Regions from separate parts of the Homo sapiens genome. Here region 2 is linked to region 1. The links are chromatin loops, found by intact Hi-C in ENCODE. Cell type or tissue: A673. All regions are shown on one strand.

The links. A loop is a pair of places that touch in the nucleus more often than their neighbours do. Peaks named below come from ENCODE experiments on the same cell type or tissue, not always from the same donor. Only the 100,000 strongest peaks of a DNase experiment are listed, where the experiment ranks them.
Region 2: it touches region 1 in a loop (3-fold over the local background); 4 of 110 quality-filtered maps call a loop at or near these places.

The regions. Positions count from the first base shown.
Region 1 is chr18:64,328,107-64,333,106 of GRCh38, reverse strand. The region is part of intron 5 of LINC01924 (long intergenic non-protein coding RNA 1924); the gene reads right to left. Among named protein-coding and RNA genes, the nearest start is that of LINC01538, 71 kb to the right of the region's middle. In A673, CTCF peaks have their summits at 2,541 and 2,742 (motif pointing right); DNase peaks (open chromatin) are centred at 1,896 and 2,746.
Region 2 is chr18:64,274,682-64,279,681 of GRCh38, reverse strand. All of the region lies in intron 3 of LINC01924 (long intergenic non-protein coding RNA 1924), which reads right to left. Among named protein-coding and RNA genes, the nearest start is that of LINC01538, 17 kb to the right of the region's middle. In A673, no CTCF peak of the experiment used is centred here; a DNase peak (open chromatin) is centred at 2,731; H3K4me3 peaks cover 367 bases; H3K27ac peaks cover 3,312 bases.

The DNA.
Region 1 (5,000 bases):
CAGATCTGACAAGAACAAGTCCAGTGTCCAAAAGCAAACTGCCACTTCGAGAAGCAATCAAGCAGCTTCCACAGGGCTGATTGCCTCCAACTCCACCTCCGGGCATTTAACAAAGTGGCAGCCAGGTCTTGATTAATCAGCAGAGGCACTAATGAACCAGCCTTGCCGGAGGTTTCCTGCTCTCTCTGATTCCTAACTGCCTCTTTAGTGAATGACTTGGGGCCTCAAGTGAGCCTTACACAGACAGCCCCATTTCTGCCTGGGCACAGACTTTTGATGACAGAGGAGAAAGTCCCGCTAACTGGTGCATTCATGTTGCTTGTTGTTGTTCAAAATACACCTCATATAAATATTTAATATGGGCAAGTGAAATGCAAGGAGATTGGCTAAGGATGTGTGCTGAGAACTTGACTCCTGAGTTTCATCGTAGAGTACTTCTGAGGGTCAGAAACACTCTACGTGCAGCTCCTAACACAGTCGAGGCACACAGCAGGCTCCCAGGACACACTACCGGGTGTTGCTTCCATTCGTAGTTAACTAGCTTTAGGAACCTGGCAAGGGAAAAGGGAAAATACGTCTGCGACTGGGCTCCCCAGAAGCACAGTCTGAGTTGAGCATTCAAGTGCAAGTCGTTTACGCCAGGAGGTAATTCCACAGAGCTCTGAGGAAGGAGCAGGGAAGGGAGACGGGGGAAAGAAGAACAACAACAAAGTTTGTAATATCAGCTAAATAGCCACTGTGGGCAACGGAAGCTCAATCCCACTGGAGAGCTCAAAGAACCGGTAAGGACAAGCATCTGGAAGTTACCCCAGGGCAGGATTACAGAGTGTTCATCTCCCAGCTCCTGTCAAGTCACTGGTTGAGAGCTGCCAGGGTGAAGGTAGTGGATCTACATCCTCGCTTGTTGACCTGCCATGTGCATGGGGCATGCAGGCATGAGAGCAAGGTCCCAGGCCAAGAGTCGCGAGTGCTGCGAGTTGGGTGGTTCCTGGAAATACGGCCAGGCACTCAAAGCATCTGCTTCAACCCCAAAACCAACGCAAGCTTGGGGTTCAAAAAACATATATCATCTCAATTTTCCTCTACCCTTTGGATTAATCTATTGGTTTGTAACCCCCCAAACACTCTCTGAGCGGTTGCTGAATCTGCAGCTCAAAAGTCTGAGTAGCAGGAACATGTTGCTTGAGATTTTTAAAATTTTCCATACATAAGCTGTAAAGCAGAATCATAACCCTTCAGTATGTGAGGTGTTACATGCCACTTGCTGAAAGTGCATGTTCCATGTCTCTAATGATGTTGGTGCTATAGACAGATTTTCTGGTACCAAAACCCTGGTCAAGTCTACACAAACAAATAGGTTATGAGAGCTGGGCCAGGACCTCTTAGTTTCTGCTTAGACCCAAGAGGGTCTGAACACATAGACAAATGTTCATGGTGGAGAGTCCTGAACCACTGACAGCCCTCCATGTTTGGCGGAACACATGCAACTCTCAACATGACTTCACTATGCAAATGAACACTTCAGATTTCAGTGAAAAAGAGCTTTCACAAATTCTCTGCCAGCATCCTGTTGCTCACCAATTATGTTCTTTTTTATTCAAGTAAATTATTTCTACTTAATTCTGTCAATGTTTCATAGGAAACTACAACTTACTGATTATAAACTAGTCATCCATATTATTTTCTACCGCATAAAACTTTACAATCTTGATCCTACATATTTAGTGTATCAACACTATGCATTGACATAAATAATGAAATGCACAGTGAATATCCAATCTACGAATGTTAGTCATCAGAACCAAAAGAAATTACAATAATCAGCAGCGCCCCTTGCTTCTCATTAATTATTGCCTTTGGAGTTTGAATTGGACTCAGTGCCTCTCACTTCCTGTTCTTAATTGTTGTTTAGAGATGCTGTGGGCGATTAAACAGCTCTTGCTTTTCATTCTAGAGGGGGCTAGATGTGGTGGCAGTTAAAATGTTAGGATCCCTTAAACAAATAGCTTCCTGTTTTGTGTCCCATCAGGATGCAAGTGCAAGTCTGAATCTATAAAGATCTTGGTGGTCGGTATCCTAGCTGCCTAATTGACTCTCTCTCTCCATATGCCGCAAGCAAATAATTAGAACAAACAAAATATGTAACGTTTCTACCTCCAAACCACCTGCTTCCTGAGCTTCCCCAAGTCTTTCTTGAGCAGTTGCATAAAAGAAACACTGAGAAATTGAGTGACTTCCAGGATGAAACATGTCAAAAAATTTCCTTCCACAAAGCTTAAAAGGAGAAATAAGGCTATTATCCAAACAATTCAGGCACCCCTTACCCCTGCCTAAAGTGTCCGTGTAAATTATTTGCCGAATGTGATCATTTTAAATTTCCCTTGCAGTTGTTTAGATAAAAGGTGGATTTATCCAAAACATTTATACCTTAAAGATTCTTCATTTCACATTCCAAATAGTTGAGGAGTAAAAATATAGTCATATATTTTGCAACTCCCCTAATCTTGATAGTCTGAAATCTCATCTGCCTCACTCACAAAAACTTCAGTCTTTTGCAACATTTTCTCTTCCCAAATGTCGCTGCAGATTCCCAGGGAGGGGACACAGCAAGGGTGGGGTCCAGAGAAGTAAGTGAATGTTCTGAAGACATAGATGCTACATGTGATGGCAAAGAACGTAGGCCACTTACCTCTAAGAGAACCATTCCATGTGTAGACCGCCTAGATCTGTCCACTTTCCTGCAGATGGCAGTAGTATCATGATGGAGGGCATTCTCTCACCAAGAAGCCCTTTGGGCTAATAGTGGGTTGCTTATGCTGTGGGCTCTGGGTATATTGAAATGCCTGTTTGCCCAGTGTTTTAGCTGGATTCTAGGTCCCAGTTCTGGCCATAGTACGCTGAAGTGAGTTAAATAGTGTCTCCTCAAAATTCATGTCAACTCAGAAACTCAAATGTGACCTTATTTGGAAATAGGATCTTTGCACATGTAATTAATTAGGGATCAAGATGAGACACTGAATTAGGGTAAACCCTGAAACCAATAGCGCGTGTCCTTACATGAAACAGAAGGGACACACAGAGGGAAGAAGAGCATGTGAAGATGGAGGAAGAGATTCGAGTGAGACATCTACAAGCCAAGGAGTGCCAATGATTGCCAGGAGCACCACCACTAAAGGGGCAAGGAGGGATTTTTTTCTAGAGCTTTCAGAGGGAGCATAGTCTTGCCACATGTTGATTTTGAAATTCCAAAACTGTGACAGAAATGCATTTCTGTAGTTTTAAGACGTGTATTTATGGTGATTTCTCGCAACAGTTGCAGGAAACTAATATAGACTCTATCAAGACCAACACATAGAGCTGCCCAGTGAAGACCAATACATCTCTGGATCAACACATCATGTTGCATAAACATAAACCTATCACCATAGGGTGAGAGTGAGTCAGCATGTGCACTAGCAAAAGTAGTACAAGCACATTAGGGTCCATCAAGAATAAAAACCCTGAGTTTTTAATAGTTTGAAGACAGTTGTCTCAATTATAGGCTACATGCTGTACATCTACCTTTCCAACAAGAAAAAGTCAGCCCTCTGGCCAGGACCTGAACCTCACCTACACCAAAGCCCTCCTATGGGATCCAATCTCCAGTGAAAACCCAGGCAGTCTGCAGCAAGAGAAAGGATACATATCACATCTACTAAGCAAACATTCACTGGAGGTTAAGGTAGGGTCTTCTAGCCCCACCCCAAAGTATGTGCCTGTGATCATTGTATGCAGAAGAAGACTTGGTTGAGATAGATTGATAATATTTTATTGGATAAAGTTTTGCTCTGCTGAGTGATTCTCTGATAAATAAACTGAATTGTAGCAGTTAACCTCTTACAGTTTCCATGTTGGGGAGTGAGTGTAGTGTGGTTCTAGTTTTGACACAGTGCATCCCTATATCCCCTAATCTAATATTATCTTACATCTCACCTTCCAGTGTTGTGTTTATAGAAGCCCCAATTAGAGGATGGGTGTCTTATGCTTAATAATAACCCACTCTGTGCTCTGGTGCTGGGCCTCTGAAATCGGAATCATCATTCCCTTCCTCTGCTTGTCTTCAGGTTTCTGGCACTTTAATGCCACTGTTAAGCTCTGTCTTCTGGTCCTTCTCACAAATCCCTAGCCATGTTTTTTTGTTTGTTTGTTTTCTTTCACATCCTCAGGAGATGCAATAATAAAATAAAAAGAATTTGCTATAAACTATATTGTCATTTACTATTTTTATCAGTCATGTTGGAAAAGAGTACAATAAATTCAAAATAGACGACTGCTAAATTTTAAAATTCATTTGCAGTGGGAGTTAAATATCCATATTTATTATGGATTATTAGTAGAAAATGATTACTTGGTGAATGTGTTTTCACATTCTTATTTTAGGGGTACTTATTTAGGTACTATTGCTTTGACCCCCTCATATGGTCTATCGAATGACCTTTCTGATTCCAAATTCCATGCCTCTGTTGCCTTTTCATTAGAAGAAATTAGCAGGCCTTTCACATTTTTTGAAGGAAGCATCAGCTAGGGTCCATAGAAAAAGTAATGGCTTAGAAATCTTGATGAATGCCAGTTCTCGCAGGGGACATCAACTCTAAGTGTGCCTGTGTATGCATAGAGAAAATGGCAGATTTGCATAAACATCCTGAAACATTTTGATGGAGTTCCAGGATCTGCTGCCTATCTGAATTTGTTGTAGGCTTTATTTGTGCTCCTTCAACAATGAAGTTAACCCTTATATTAGCTGCATGGGGAGAAAAGTTTCTATGTTACAAATGGCCCAATTATATTCATTCAAAAATGACTTATCTAGCCCCTAGTTTGAGTAACACATGACACAAAGAATGCTTGGTGGATGCCAAAACTATGCCCTGCTCTCAAAGACCTTTTGTAATAACAAGCAGAAAGACACATACACAATAAATCAGAATAGAATAATAAAATGGGTCATAAAGTAACCTCAG
Region 2 (5,000 bases), 53 kb after region 1:
CTGATGTGTGGCACCCACAATGGAACTTGTCACATGCCCTACAATCAGAATGTCCTGGAGTCTCATCATTTCAACTTATTTAAAGTTGGTCCTTGAACAAGAGAGCCTGAAATGCCTTGGAATCTTCCTGCTTATATCTGAAAAAACATGGTAGATATTTTCCTAAATGTAATATCAATTCTAAAAATTTATGTGTCAATACCAGTGTGAAACTAAAACATTTTCATGCTATCAAAAATAAAGTGTTTTTAAAAAATCAATTATTCTACAAAAAAAATCTTAAGGACCTTTCCATTCTCTCTATAGAAAATGATACCAGAACAGCACTGTCACGTGAAGTCACAAATACCTCTAAGCCTAAAAAATATAGAAAAATGCTTTCAGTGTTTAAGAGATATAAATAGAAATAATATATAATGCTGATTTTCTGGTTTTATGATGTTTGTTACACTCAGGGTTTTTTTCTTAATATCTTGATATATGGAAGTCTAATAGTTAGACAGAGGCAGAGGTAAGGAAAATAATGACTCTGAGTGGCTGTTTTATAAAAATTTTTCAACTACTGTCCCTAAAACACAAAGGATATTATGAAACTGTCTCCACATTCTGACTTCACCATGTTACCTGCTCTGGCATATACTGTCAATGCTCTATTTATATCTGCATGCATCCACAAGGAAAGAGAACTCCTGAACAGCACTGTGGACCACTCAGACCTAAGGGATGCCTGTGACACACTCCATCCAACCCACAATTTTTGTAAGTGGGCATGGGACATTCTCTAGGAAAAAACACATATTAGGCCATAACACAAGTCTCAAGACATGTGTTAAAATCTTACAAAGGGGGTGTGGAGTAAGGTGGCTAAATAGAAGCCCATACTACTGTTTGTCCCCCTGCACGTCCCACCACAGGGACACCACATTTTAACAACTAACTCTACACCAAAAGTACCATCCCAAGAACCAAAAACCAGGTAAGCAATCACAGTACATGGTTTTAAATTCCTATCACTTAAAGAGACATTGAGGAGGGTAGGATGCTTCCCTGTCACAATGGAAAGCAGAACCTTGCTATACTCAGCTGACGTTCACCCACAGAGGGATCATTTGGACCAATTCTAGCCAGAGGGACTCTTTTGTCTAGGCCACAAGGACTGCAATTCTTAGTGAAGTCCTAGTGTGAGTTGAGCACAGAGCCAGTAGACTGTTGAGGGGTAGGGACATGACCTACTAAGACACCAGTCAGGGTGGCTAAGGGTGTGCTTATGCATCCCCTCACCTACTCACTGGCAGCAGCTACATAGCTTGGGAGAAATCTGTGTGCTTGGAAGAGGAAGACTGCAGTGACTGGCGTACATTGCGTTGTACTCTGATAGGATGCCCTATCGCAGTGGATGCCTGGCAGGATTCATCACCTGCTGACTTAAGTGTCCCTGGGACATGAATAACCCAACAGTGATACCGAGGGAATATGCTGTGGACCTTGGACTCTGAGACATGCTAGCTTCAGGTGCTACCCAGGACATTCACAGCTGTGGTGGCTACAACGAAAGTCTCCTTCTGTTGTAGAAAAGCAGGGGGAAAAGTGAAATAGATTCTATCTTGTACCTTAGATACCATCTTGGCCATAGTGGGTAGAGCACCAAGCAGGCACTGAGGGGTGGGGATGGGGGGCATTCTTGAGTCCAGACCTGAGCTCTTGGTCAGCTCTTCTGGACCCACCCTGGGCCAGAGAAGAGACCACTGCCCTGCAGGGTAAGCCAGTCACAAAAAGACTAATAGAATATAATTCCACTTATAAGAAGTATCCAGAGTAGTCAAATTCATAGAGAAAGGAGGTAGAATGGTTGTTGCCATGAGCTGGGAATAGGTAGAAATGGGCAGTTGTTGTTTAATGGGTATGGAGGTTAAATTTTACAAGATGAAAAAGTACTGGAGATTGGTTACACAGTAGCATGAATGTACTTGACACTATTAACTGTACACATAAAAATGGTCAAGATGCTGACGCGGGCAGATCACAAGGTGAGGAGATCGAGACCATCCTGGCTAACACCATAAAACCCCGTCTCTACTAAAAATACAAAAAAAGTTAGCCGAGTGTGGTGGCGGGCGCTCGTAGTCCCAGCTACTCGGGAGGCTGAGGCAGGAGAATGGCGTAAACCCGGGAGGCGGAGCTTGCAGTGAGCTGAGATCGCACCACTGCACTCCAGCCTGGGCAACGAGCAAGACTCCGTCTCAAAAAAAAAAAAAAAAAAAAAAGGTCAAGATGGTAAATGTTATGTGTATTTTACCACAATTCAAAACAACATGTATTGAAGTTAAATAATATGTTAATAATATAAGAGAAATGTGTTAGGCCCACATGCAGGGAAGTCATAAGATGTCAGATTCCTTAGAGCACTTCTCAACCATTATGAATATGATCCAGTTGATCACAGGGACAAACAGTTCAGCCAATCATTTATGAAGTAGATAAGGAACCCAAAGGGTTGTGTCTAGCCTTGTCATAGGTAAACAAAGGAGGTATCTTGAGTCTATCTAAGTCCTATGGGAGTGTGATTTCTTGCACTAAGTGGGTTCCTGAACAACAGGAATTGTTAAATAAATAACAGCTTCCTTTCCTTTGTGTGGACCAAATCAGAGGCACGTTCACGCTGTCCCCCAGCAACCTCCAGCAGCGTGAATCCCTGGTTTCTTCTGTGTAAGTTGCTCACTAATGCAGCCTAGATTGGCTTCCTTCCCATAGCTTCCCGTCACACTCCCCCACTTCCTTCCTGGTGCTCCCTTGAATACCTCCCAAATAAATGAGTTGCACATCAATCTTTGTCTCAGAGTCGGCTTCTGAGGGGACCTAACCTAAGACATCTTTAGTACCACATTTCCTATTTTCTCTTTTGTCAAGCTTGACTTTTCCTTTGTAACAACCACACTGCATTCAGTTTAGAGAGATAAAACTGTGGGAGTGAAGAAACCCCAAACTGGATTTGAGGCCACAAATTCAAAACTTATAGCAAGTCAGTTTGAATGTGTACATGTCATTGTCATATTAAAAAGAAAAAGCAAATCTAAATTTAAGTAAGGAGAGATTTTATCTTACAGGATGACTGAGAGAGGGAAGGGACTATTGCAATAGTGGGAGGGAACCTATTGCAATGAGGAGGGCACCTCAACCATGTGATCTGCATGTGTCTCAAAGGTTAGGCAGAAAAGAGCTTTTCTTTTATAAGGAGAAGGAACCAAAGCTAAAAAGAACCAGTGAGAGGAAATAGAATACACCAGATGAAAAGTGGATCAAGCTGACAGTAGAACAGAGAATGTTTTACCCCAGAGTCAGCCTCCTCCTTATATGGGCCCTGCAGGAGGGGCTGCCCATGCCCACTCGGGGAAAGCTCAGGAACCTGGGGGGAAGAAAGAAGATTTGCCAAAAATTAATTAGCAAACTTTTGCTCCAGTGGATCAGAAGAACAAAACAGTTCAGCCAATCATGTATAAAGTAAATAAGGAATCTAGAGGGTTTGTGTCTAGCCTTGTCATAGGTAAACAAGGAAGGCATCTTGAGTCTTATCTAAATCACATGGGGAGTGGTGGTTTCTTGCATGAAGTAGGTTCTTGAACACAAAAGGCTAAGATTTCTTAACCTTCAGTTTTCCATGATCACAGGGCTCAAGTAAAGTTCAACATTGTCTTCATTTAATCTGCTCTCGGCTTTAGTTTATTTGCTTGCAAAAAAAAAAAAAAAAAAAAAAAGCAGCTAACTGGCAGTTTCCAAACTTTTTTTTTTCTGGAAGGAAAACTCCTTTTAAAAGAAAGCTTACAGGAAATTGAGTATGCAAAACAGTTACAATTGGAAACCTGTTATGCTGGAAGAAGCTTACTGGCTGGCTAGCACTATGCTTCCTGGCCCCCAGTGTCAGGCTTCTGAGCCCAAGCTAAGCCATCATATCCCCTGTGACCTGCACGTATACATCCAGATGGCCTGAAGCAACTGAAGAACCACAGAAGAAGTGAAAATAGCCAATTCCTGCCTTAACTGATGACATTCCACCACTGTGATTTGTTCCTGCCCCACCCTAATTGATCAATTGACCTTGTGATATTCCTTCTCCTGGACAATGAGTCTCAGGAGCTCCCCACAGAGTACCTTGTGACCCCTGACCCTGCCCGCAAGAGAACAACCCCCTTTAACTGTAATTTTCTATTACCTACCCAAATCCTATAAAACTGCCCCACCCTTATCTCCCTTTGCTGACTCCTTTTTCAGACTCAGTCCACCTGCACCCAGGTGATTAAAAAGCTTTATGGCTCACACAAAGCCTGTTTTGTGGTCTCTTCACATGGACGCGCATTAACACTCAGCACCCACATCCTTGTAAGGACCCGAGCTCCTACAGCATATCTAGCAACTGATGAGGCAGACTTAAAGTTCCTTTCAGCTTCCCTGAACTTTAGAAAGGCTTCTTCCTGATTCTAGGCCTTGATTTCCCTTTCCTTAGAGCATTTACCTTAGAAAACTTGGAATTGCAAGTTCTTTCTCTGCCTCTTTAAAATATTCTCAAAGTCTCTTGGCAGTTTTGCAATCTGGAAATATCTTTCTCAAGGACCTGGGAGTTATCCCTTTGAAACGTAATCACTGAAGGAGATAGCTTCCCTATCTCCCAGTCTCTGTGGCGGGCTAAGACTCTAAATTTGTTGTCAATAAGCACCAACTAGCAAGTTCAGTTAGCCTAATCTTTTTGATCAACCAACCCCCTATTGTCCTCAAGTACTTTTCCAAAAGTTCCCTTCACCTCTTAAAACCCTTCTTGCCTTTTGTTTCGGCAGAGTTAAGGTCAGTCTCCCTCCCCTACTGCAATAGACTTGAATAAAGTCTTCCTTGCCTGCTTAACTCTGTCCAGGGCAATTTTTCTTTGATACAACTTCTAGGCTAAATTATTTGCATGTTCCCTTGTTACTCCAACATTCTACAAAACTTAAGAAATCAGTGATGAGGTATAA